Linked DNA regions of Homo sapiens: region 1 is linked to region 2. A link is a loop called in an ENCODE intact Hi-C map of the cell type or tissue named here. Cell type or tissue: ovary. All regions are shown on one strand. Each heading gives the region's core, and the rest is flanking DNA. Links, peaks and the distances in the headings are about the cores only.

What was found. A loop is a pair of places that touch in the nucleus more often than their neighbours do. Peaks named below come from ENCODE experiments on the same cell type or tissue, not always from the same donor. Only the 100,000 strongest peaks of a DNase experiment are listed, where the experiment ranks them.
Region 1: it touches region 2 in a loop (4-fold over the local background); 2 of 110 quality-filtered maps call a loop at or near these places.

Annotation. Positions count from the first base shown.
Region 1 is chr3:14,900,765-14,906,149 of GRCh38, forward strand. FGD5 (FYVE, RhoGEF and PH domain containing 5) reads left to right here. Exons shown (of 20, transcript NM_152536.4): 9 at 239-297. Among named protein-coding and RNA genes, the nearest start is that of NR2C2, 44 kb to the right of the region's middle. RefSeq lists an enhancer at 1-850. In ovary, for the core only: no CTCF peak of the experiment used is centred there; DNase peaks (open chromatin) are centred at 1,795 and 2,157.
Region 2 is chr3:13,902,635-13,908,019 of GRCh38, forward strand. It overlaps LOC105376957 (a long non-coding RNA gene), which reads left to right. Exons shown (of 3, transcript XR_001740602.3): 3 at 1,006-5,308. Among named protein-coding and RNA genes, the nearest start is that of WNT7A, 25 kb to the left of the region's middle. RefSeq lists a silencer at 1,358-1,652 and an enhancer at 4,782-4,951. In ovary, for the core only: no CTCF peak of the experiment used is centred there; no DNase peak of the experiment used is centred there; H3K27me3 peaks cover 439 bases.

The sequences.
Region 1 (5,385 bases), core at 100-5,099, 1.0 Mb after region 2:
TTCCTCCCAATTCGATGTGGCTGTCCCTGTGTATCACCTGCCAGGGTGGTCACTATTATAACATATTCAGTTTACAGCCAGGGAAACTGAGGCATGCATGACAGTGGTCAAATCACTGTCAAGGTCACCTAGGCAGTAGTGGCCAAGCTGGGCTTGAGGCCTGTGACCTGACACTACAGTGGGGAAAATTGATGCCCCTCTTGCAATGGCCCAACTCCTGCTCTGTGTCCCTCCCCAGGTGCACTGAGCCTCATCTCCAAAGTCACAGACCGTGCCAACGACAGCATGGAGCAAGGGGTGAGTGCGGCCTGGCGGCCCCCTTCCTCAGACACAGGTTCCAGGCACCTCCCCACCAGCTCCGGTCAGCCTTCTGATGCCCCACTCCTAGGGGCTGCAGGCAACCGTCTCTCTTGTGGGACTCTGCAGAGAGCCGTGGGTTCTGGCTCTGACTCTTGATGTGTGACCTCAGGCGCTGTGTGCCCCTCTCTGCGCCTCCAGTTCACTGTTCAAACAATGAGAGGAATGCCCCGACTGTGGTCTGAGGCCACCCCCATCAGCACCTGGGGTGCTTTGTAAACTCCTAGTTCCTGGGCACACGTTGGATCCTCCCAGTCAGAGCTTCTGCATGTAGGATCTAGAGAGCTGCATTTTTAACAAGCACCCTGGGTAAATGTTAGGACCACAAAAGTTTGAGAATCACTAGTCCACTAGAATATGTGGCTCTAAGCACAGATCTGATTCTGACTGTGTGACTCTGTCTGCTAGAGGGCAGAGTTGATCCCGCATCCCAGCTCCATTCAGGTGGTCACCACATGCTCACTGTCCTGCTAAGCTGTAGGCATGCCAGCGCTCTGTGTTGACAATGGTTCCAAGCCCGAGTCCTAGGTCACTGGAAAAGAGTTCAGTGACCAGGTAGTCACATCTTCTGCAGGCACAGAAGGGAGATGATGGCCATGTGTGCCGAGGAGGTGCTATACTTTGCTGTGGCAGAGACACAGTGAGTCATCCACAGGCAGAAGAGGAAGGGAAATTGCATTTATTGGACACCTGCTATGTGTCAGACCTTGTGCTGTGTTGGGGAGTGGAGATACAAGCCCTTGAGGAAACCTCCGCTTAGTGGAGTAACTAAATATGTGGATGCAAATGACCATGATAGATGTCATGGGAGAGAATGCCACAGGGTTCAGAGAAGGGAGGTGGCCCTTCCAGCCGAGGTTGCCAGAAGAGATGATACGGGCCAGGTGTGGTGGCTCACGCCTGTAATCCCAGCACTTTGGGAGGCCGAGGCAGGTGGATCACTTGAGGTCAGGAGTTCAAGACCAGCCTGGCCAACATGATGAAACCCTGTCTCTATTAAAAATACAAAACTTAGCCAGGTGTGGTGGCACACACCTTTAGTCCCAGCTATTTGGGAGGCTGAGGCTAGAGAATCGCTTGAACCTGGGAGGCGAAGGTTGCAGTGACCCGAGACCATGGCATTGCACTCCAGCCTGGGTGACAGAGTGAGATTCCATCTTAAAAAAAAAAAAAAAAAAAGTTGACCTGGAGGTGTCCCCATAGGGAGGATTTGCACACATGCCAGGAAGGCAGAGAGAGAAAAGGGGTGATAGGAAGAGGGGCTGGCCTGGGCAAAGACATGGAGGTTGGACGGTGCATGTTGGAGTTCAGAGAGCCACCTGCTAGGTGGCTAGGCGTTGGGGACAGGATGGCAAGGTAGCATCAGAGTCCAGGGAGAGAGGTCGGGCTGGCTGGTGAAGGGTAGACTGAGAGTGGAGGCTGAATCAGCTAGGTATGAATACACAGGCCAGTTTCCGGGCCGTTTTCCATGTGGGTCAGACATGCCCTTTTAATCTTTAAGGTCCTCTCTTCTCTCACTCTGCTCTGCACTGACCTCCCTGCCCCTCCTCATTTTGGCATCTTGTACATACAGTGAGAGTCCCTCAACACAGCCAAAAACTAGAGGTGCTTTGGGGTCCAGCACCCTGTCGAGGAATAGCAGCAGATGGGCTGGGTTCTCCACATTTCCCTTTAGCCGGGGCTGCCTCTGCTTCCAGAGAGAAAAACTAGGTCAGGCAGGGATACATCTTCCCTCCTACGGGGAGCTTGCACACACAGCCCCACCCAGAGGAGGAACCGGAGCAGCCGACGGCCAGACACCCTCTTGGCTTTCTCCAAGGCTGAAGTTGGACGCTGTGCTGGGAAGCAGGGGCCAGCTGTGGACAGCTGCACCAGGCCTGCTCTGGACCAGAGGCCCCTAGCCCATGCCTGCTTGGATTGGGGAGGAGCTCTGCCTGGGACATTTACTCTTTTGCAGTTTGGAGGTATTAAGTACATTCACACTGTCATGCAGCTGTCATCCCATTCATCTCCAGAACTTCTCTTCCCAGACTGAAACTCTCTCCCCATTAAACTCTAACTCCTCATTCCAGTCTGCACCCCAGCCGCTGGTAACCATCATTCTGCTTTCTGAATAGACTTTATTTTTTAAAACAATGTTTAAAAGCAATGTTAAATTTACAGAAAAGATTGAGAAGATAGTACTGAGAGTCCCCATGTGTCCCCCACACAGTGTTCTCTGTTATGAACATCTTTATTATTATTATTATTATTATACTTTTAGGGTACATGTGCACAATGTGCAGGTTAGTTACATATGTATACATGTGCCATGCTGGTGCGCTGCACCCACTAACTCGTCATCTAGCATTAGGTATATCTCCCAGTGCTATCCCTCCCCCCTCCCCCCACCCCACAACAGTCCCCAGAGTGTGATGTTCCCCTTCCTGTGTCCATGTGATCTCATTGTTCATTTCCCACCTGTGAGTGAGAATATGCGGTGTTTGGTTTTTTGTTCTTGCGATAGTTTACTGAGAATGATGATTTCCAGTTTCATCCATGTCCCTACAAAGGACATGAACTCATCATTTTTTATGGTTGCATAGTATTCCATGGTATATTAGTATGCTACATGTGTTACATTAACACACAAATATTGGTACAGGATTATTAACCGAAGACCCTAGCTCATTCAGATTTCCTTAGTTTTGCCTGGTGTCTTGTTCTAGGGTCCCTTCCAGGACCCCACATGCTGTTTAGTGGTCCTGTTTCCTTAGGCTCCCCTTGACTGCAGTAGTTTCTCATTTTCCTTGCTTTTGATGAGCTTGACAGTTTTCAGGAGTACTGGTCAGGTATATGGCAGGACGCCCTTCTGGTGGAAATGTCTGGTGTTTTTCTCATGATTAGACTGGGTATATGGCTATTTGGGAAGAGGCTCACAGAGCAAGGTACTTTTCATCCCATCATATGAAGGGCACATACTAGCAACAGGATTTACCACTGTTGATGTTGACCTTGGTCACCTGGCTGAAGTCACCTGGTGGCAGGTTTCTCCACTGTGAAGCTGCTCTGTCTCACCCCTGCCTTTTCCATGCCCTTTGGAAGAAAGTCAGTTTGTGCAGCCCATTCTTAGGAGCGGGGGGTTATGCTCCCTCCTCTTGAGGGCACCATATCTACCTAGGTTATGTGGAATTCCTCTGCCTGGGAGATTTGTCTCTTCTCCCTCATTGGCTAGTGTATCTAGTCATTATATATAAAGAAGTCATTTATATCAGTATGGACTGTTATAATCCAACACTTCCTTATTTATTTTATTTCTCAAATTGTTTCAGCTTTGGCTATTGGGAGCGTTTTCAGTTGGTTTCTGTGCCCTTTTCACATGGTGTCATCAATATAGATTTCAGGGTGTGTGTGTGTGTTTGTGTTTTGAGAACTTCCTTACTTTCTGGCAGTGCAAGGTGCTCCAGGATCACTCACCTTGTGTATTTCCTGCCCCAGTCTTAGAATCAGTCATTTCTCCATGGAGCCCTGTTTGCATTAATTGGATAATAATACTAACAGCCAAGATACAGGCATTAGGTGCACTTACTGGTAATGTGGTATCATTTCTTTTACACCTCCTTAGCTGACAGCAAAGAAATATATGTGTATACCAGCTTTTGCATATACCCATATCTGTAGATATTTCCATACATAACCATCTGTATCTGAATATTAAACTAACCATGAGTTTTATTTTATTTTTTTGTAGAGATCGAGGTCCCACTATTTTGCCCAGGCTGGTGTCAAGCAGTCCTCTTGCCTCAGCCTTCCAAACTGCTGGGATTATAGGCATGAGCCACCATGGCTGGCCTTTATTTATTTTTATTTTATTGTATTTTATGTATTTTTTTTTACCATGAGTTTTTACCAATGTTTCCCATTCTAATCATGACCACACTAGCCTCCTCCCTTGCTTATCTGTAAATTCTCACTCCAACAGTGAGAAGCCTCGTTCCTACCACCCATTAATTTAATTGTTCAATTTACCTTAATTTGTGGAAGATATTTTTCCTGGGTGTAGAAACCTGGATGGACAGTTTTTCTTTGCTGCCACTCCACTGTCTTCTGGTGTACATCGTTTCTGGTGGAAAGTCTGCTGTGATACTCATGAGTATCTGTCTTTGTGTAATGTGTCCCTTTTCTCTGGCTGCCTTTAAGATCTTCTCTTTTGATTTGATTTTGGGAAGTTTGGCTGTGATGCGTCTGTGTGTGTGTGTTGTGGGGGATGGGGTGCTCTTTATCCAGTTGTGATTCTTGAGCTTCTTGGATCTGTGGTTTGTTGTCATTCACTAATTTTGGGAAATCCTCTTGGATGCTCTGTTCTTTTTCCCTGCTCTTTGTGTTTCAGTATGGATCATCTCCACTGATCTGTCTTCAAGCTCATGGAGTCTTTCCTCAGCTGTGTTCCGTTTGCTGCTAAACCTGTCAAAGGAATTCTTTGTTTCTGATACTGATTTTTTACTTTCAAAATTTCCATTGGACGCTCACGTATGGTTTCCATCTCTGCCAAAATCCTCCATCTGCTTGCGGGTGGTGTTCACCTTTCCCACCAGGTCCTTTTACCCACCAATCAGAGCTACTTCAAGGTCTGATGGCTCAGACACCTGTGTCCCTTCTCACTGTGGTTTGATGGAATGCTTTCTCCTCTTGAAAATGAGTTGGGGTTGGGGAGTTTTTTGCTTGCATTTTTGTGTTCCTCATAACTTGTTATTGGAGGCCAGGCATTATGTGTAGAAGCACTGTAGAGACTGAGGTAAATCGTATTTACCCCTCAAGGTGGGGTAAGCCTCTTTTTTGGTCATGGCTGTTCACGGTAGGGTACAGGGCAGTCGGGTCAGTCCAGTCGGCACCTGATCTGGGTTTGGGTTTTGCTGCCGTGTCATCAACCTTCAGTGACTGCCAGGCTTCATGCTTCTCCCGTGGGTGCTGCTGTGACCTGTGGGGTAGGTCAGAGAGCTTTTCTTTCATTCTTGCTCCATATTCAGCTTTTAGCCCTCCCTGCACCAC
Region 2 (5,385 bases), core at 68-5,067:
AAATACTTTTCAAAATAACTTCTCTTTTACTAATGTAAAAACTCCTAATACTCCTAAATCTCATTAATATAGTCAATGTATTAAATTATTTAGATACCTCATTAACCACAGAGAATGCACATTGAAGAGAAACCTCATGATTATGTCACAGAGCCTTTAGCTATAAAGACCTCATTTAGAGAGCAAATAATTTACACTGGAGAAAACATTATCAATTTATTACATTCATCAGAATGTATAAGAGTTCATTAATTACTTGGCATGTAAAGACTCATGCACGTGGATAAACAACATGTGAGAACTCATACAGGTGAAAAGCCAGTTTGGGAAAATCACCTGGAAAAGAAACTTTGTAAATCACTAAATTCATCCTGAGTACATACTGAATTATTCTATTAATTTGGAAAATTTGGAATTCATGTAAACATATTCTAATAAATTGATATTATCAGATACCAAAAAGAAAAACTTATAAGCTTTAAGATTCTTCAGTATAGTGTTTATAATTTTTTGCATAATTTAAATTAATTCAGGTAGCAGAATAAAAATTCAAATACACTGGAAAGGAATAGGAATATGATAGGGTATGATTCAGAGTCCCTACTCTCGTAGTACCTTACTTTTATTTTTTAAACCAACAAGTTAGAAGGGAAACCTATTTATGAGGGTCATGTACCATATTTTATCAAATCAAACTTGTAATGAACTGTGAGATATGCCATTATTTTGTGTACCACTAAGACTTAAAAAACCTCCTAGACTATGGTATTTCATTGATTATAAGATGCATCATGATTCAGAGGTGTTGAAATGTGGGGGTATAAGTGAACCCTACAATGGAGTCTCTAAGCCATATGATAATTCAGTAATATTTCATTAGGTAGAGGGAAAAATGCATTGGATTTGAGCCCAAATTAACAAAATCTAATCTTTTCCTCTCTACCAAAAATCTTGTGCTGAAATAGTAATTGCACTTATTTCTGTAATATTTTGCTTTCTTTTCAGAAATCTTTTTTGGTATTTCAGCATGTGTATGGATGGTATACTAAGAATTGATCACATTTGGTTGTTGAGGGGCCAGGATGGCTGATTGGAAGTAGCTGCAGTCTGTGGCACTCACAGAGAGGAATGAAAGGAGCAAGTGAATTCAGCACCTTCAATTGAGATATTCGGGTTCTCATATTGGGACTGACTAAGCAAATAGCTTGACCCACAGAGAATGAAAAGAAGTGGGGTGGGGTGATGACCCACTTGGGAGCAGCACCAAGCCAAGGGAACCCCCACCCCCAGCCAAGGGAAGTGGTGAGTCAATGCGTGACCCTTCCCCAGAAATTACACTCATCCCATGGATCTCTGCAAGCTGTGGATCAGGAGATCCCCTCATGAGCCACAATACCAGGGTCTTGGGCTCGATACATGGCCTGTGTGGAGTCTTGGCAGAGTGGCCACTCAGGCACACACAGACACCCAGGAGTTTTGCATACTCCAGCCCCAGGATCTGTGGCAAGGCAGAAGATTCATCTGTGCATGTCCCTAGGAAGGGGGCTGAGTCTGGGGAGCCAAGTGGCATCATTCTGCAGGCCCCATTTCCATGGCATCTCACAGGTTGAGACCCAATGGCTTGGAATTCCAGCCAGCCGGCAGCAGTAGGCTGGAGTCTGCCTGAGTCTGGACCAAGTTCCCAGGGGTAGGGGTGGCTGCCATCTCTGTGGTTTGGTAGACTCAGTTGTTTCAGCCTGCCAGCTTTGAAAAATACAGGTGGTCTGAACAAGGGGGGGATCCCCACAGGACAGCACAGCTGCCTTGCCAGATCTTGGCCAGACTGCTTTTTTAAGCAGGACCCTGAACCATTTCTTCTCACTGGGTGAGACCTCCCTGCAGGGGCTTCAGCCACTCCAGCAAGTGTTCTATAGACAGAGCTCTGATCTCTACCCCCAGGGAGAGCTTTGTCCCACAAAGCTCCAGGGGGAGGGGTGGCTACCATCTCTGCAGTTTGGTAGACTCAGCTGTTCCAGCCTGCTGGCTTTGGAGAATACAAATGGTCCAGATGAGGAATGGTCCTCCCCAACTCAGCTTACCTGCTCTACCAAAGGGCAGTCAGACTGCTTCTTTAGGTAGGTCCCTGATCCTGTTCTTTCCCACTGGGTGAGACCTCCTAGCAGGGGTCTTCAACCACCTCCTGCAGCCACATTCAGGCTGGCAACAAGTGAGTGGCCCCGGAGTTGGAGTTTCTGGAGGAAGGAGCAGGCTTCCCTCTTTGCTGTTTTGCAGGCATCACTTGTGATACCTCCAGGTATGGGAAAAACCGAGGCAACTAGGGTCTGGAGTGGAACCCCAGCAAACCACAACAGCTTTACTGAAGAGTGGCCTGTTAAAACAAACAGAAAATAACAACATCCACAAAGATCTCACAAAAGTCAGAAACCTCAAAGATTGAAGGTAGATAACCCCACAAAGATGAGAAAAAATCAACACAAAAACACTGAAAACTCAAAAAGTCAGTGTGTCTTCTCCTCCAAATGACCACAACACCTATCCAGCAAGGGCACAGAACTGGGCTGAGGCTGAGATGGCTGAATTGACAGAAGTAGACTTTAGAAGGTGGGTAATAATGAACTTCACAGAGCTAAAGGAGCATGTTATAACCCAATGCAAAGAAGCTAGGAATCATGATAAGACAATACAGGTGCGACAACCAGAATAGCCAGTTATGTTTCTCTCCTTTAGAGAGATTTAGAAGTCCTGGCCACAGCTATGAGCCTGCAAGATAAAGAAATCAAGAGTATTCTAGTAGGAAGAGAGGAAGTCATATTGTCTTTGTTTACAGATGACATGATCCTATATCTAGAAAACTCCATTGTCTTGGCCCAAAAGCTTCTAAGCTGATAAGCAACTTCAGCAAAGTCTCAGGATATAAAATCAATGTGTAAAAATTGCTAGCATTTCTATACACCAATAACAAGCAAGCAGAGAGCCAAATTATGAATGAACTCCCATTCACAATTGCTACAGAAAGAAAAAAATATCCAGGAATACAGCTAACAAGGGAAGTGAAGGACCTCTTCAAGGAGAACTACAAACGGCTGCTCAAGGAAATCAGAGAGGACACAAACAAATGGAAAAACATTCCATGGTCATGGATAGGAAGAATCAATACAGTGAAAATGGCCATACTGCCCAAAGTAATTTGTGGAATCAATGCTATTCCCATTAAACTACCATTGACACTCTTCACAGAATTACAAAAAACTATTCTAAAATTTGTATGGAACTAAAAGAGAGCTTGAAAAGCCAAATCATCCTAAGCAAAAAGAACAAAGCTGGAGGTATCACGCTACCTGACTTCAGATTATACTACAAGGCTACAGTAACTAAAACAGCATGGTACTGGTACAAGAGCAGACACATAGACCAATGGAACAGAATAGAGAACTCAGAAATAAGACCACACACCTACAGTGATTTGATCCTCAACAAACCTGACAAAAACAAGCAATGGGGGAAGATTTTTTATTTTATAAGTGATGCTGGGAGAACTGGCTTTCCAAATGCGGAAAGTTGAAACTGGAACCCTTCCTTACACCATATGCAGAAATTAACTCAAGGTGGATTAAAGACTTGATGTAAAACACAAAAGTATAAAAACCCTAGAAGAAAATCTAGGCAATACCATTCAGGACATAGGCACAGACAAAGATTTCATGATGAAAATGCCAAAAGCAATAGCAGCAAAAGCAAAAATCGACAAATGGGATCTAATTAAACCAAAGAACTTCTGCACAGCTGAAGAAACAATCATCAGAGTGAATAGACAACCTACAGAATGGGAGAAAATTTTTGCAATCTATCCATCTGACAAAGTTCTAATATCCAGAGTCTACAAGGAACTTAAATTTATAAGAAAGAAAAAACCCCATTAAAAAGTGGGCAAAGACATGAAGAGACACTTATCAAAAGAAGACATACACATGGCCAACAAGCATATGAAAAAGAAGCTGAACATCACTGATCGTTAGGGAAATGCACATAAAAACCACAATGAGATACCATCTCATGCTAGTCAGAATGGCTATTACTAAAAAGCCAAAAAACAACAGATGTTGCGAGGTTGCAGAGAAAAAGGAATGCCTTTACACTGTTAGTAGGAGTGTAAATTAGTTCAACTGTGGGGATTCTTCAAAGATCTAGAGGCGGAAATACCATTTGACTTAGCAACCCTATTATTAGGTTTTTCCCCAAAGGAATATAAATCACTTAATTGTAAAGATACATGCACGTGTATGTTCATTACGGAACTATTCACAATAGCAAAGACATGAAATCAACATAAATGCCCATCAACAATAGACTGGATAAAGAAAATATGATACATATACACCATGGAACACTATGCAGCCATGAAAAGGATCAGGACATAGATGAAATTGGAAGCCATTATCCTCAGCAAACTAACACAGGAATAGAAAACCAAATGTTGCTTGTTCTCACTTACAAGTGGAAGCTGAATTATGAGAATACATGGACACATGGGGTGTGGGGAACAACACACACTGGGGACACGTGGGGACTGTCGTGGGGACAGGGGGAAGGAGAGCATCAGGAAAAATAGCTAACGGATGCTGGGCTTAATACCTAGGTGATGGAATGATCTGTGCAGCAAACCACCATGGCACACATTTACCTATGTAACAAACCTGCACATCTGGAACATGTCCCTTTGAACTTGAAGAAAAAGAATTGATCACATTTTCCTGGTTTCTCATATATTAAGTATTTTGAATTATAGTTAGACTTTGTGATTTGTCCTCAGTCCTGGCACATAAATCTTGAGATACCCTGTGTACTATGATTAATTATTTTGAATACACTGCACTAACTCATCTTGTAACATATTTTTAGTTTTAGTTTTTTTATATATATACTATGTATCCATAATAGTTACAGTTTATATAGGGTACATGAGATATTTTGATACAGGCGTGCAATACATAATAATCACACCAGGGTGAATGTAGTATCACTCACCTCAAGCATTTATCTCTGTGTTACAAACAATCCTATTAAAAATCAGAAATGAGATATTCCAACAGATGCCTCAGAAATAAAAATATTATAATTGACTATTATGAAGAATTATATACTAACTAATTGGATAACCTAGAAGGAATGGATAAATTCCTGGAAACATGCAACCTACCAAAACCAAATCAAGAACAAATAGATATCCTGAACAGACCAGTAACAAACAAGATTAAATTAGCAACGAAAAACTTCCCAACAAAGAAAAGCCCAGGGCCAGATGGCTTCACAGCTGAATTTTTTTTTTTTTTTTTTTTTTTTTTTTTTTTTTTTTTGAGACGGAGTTTCGCTCTGTCGCCCAGGCTG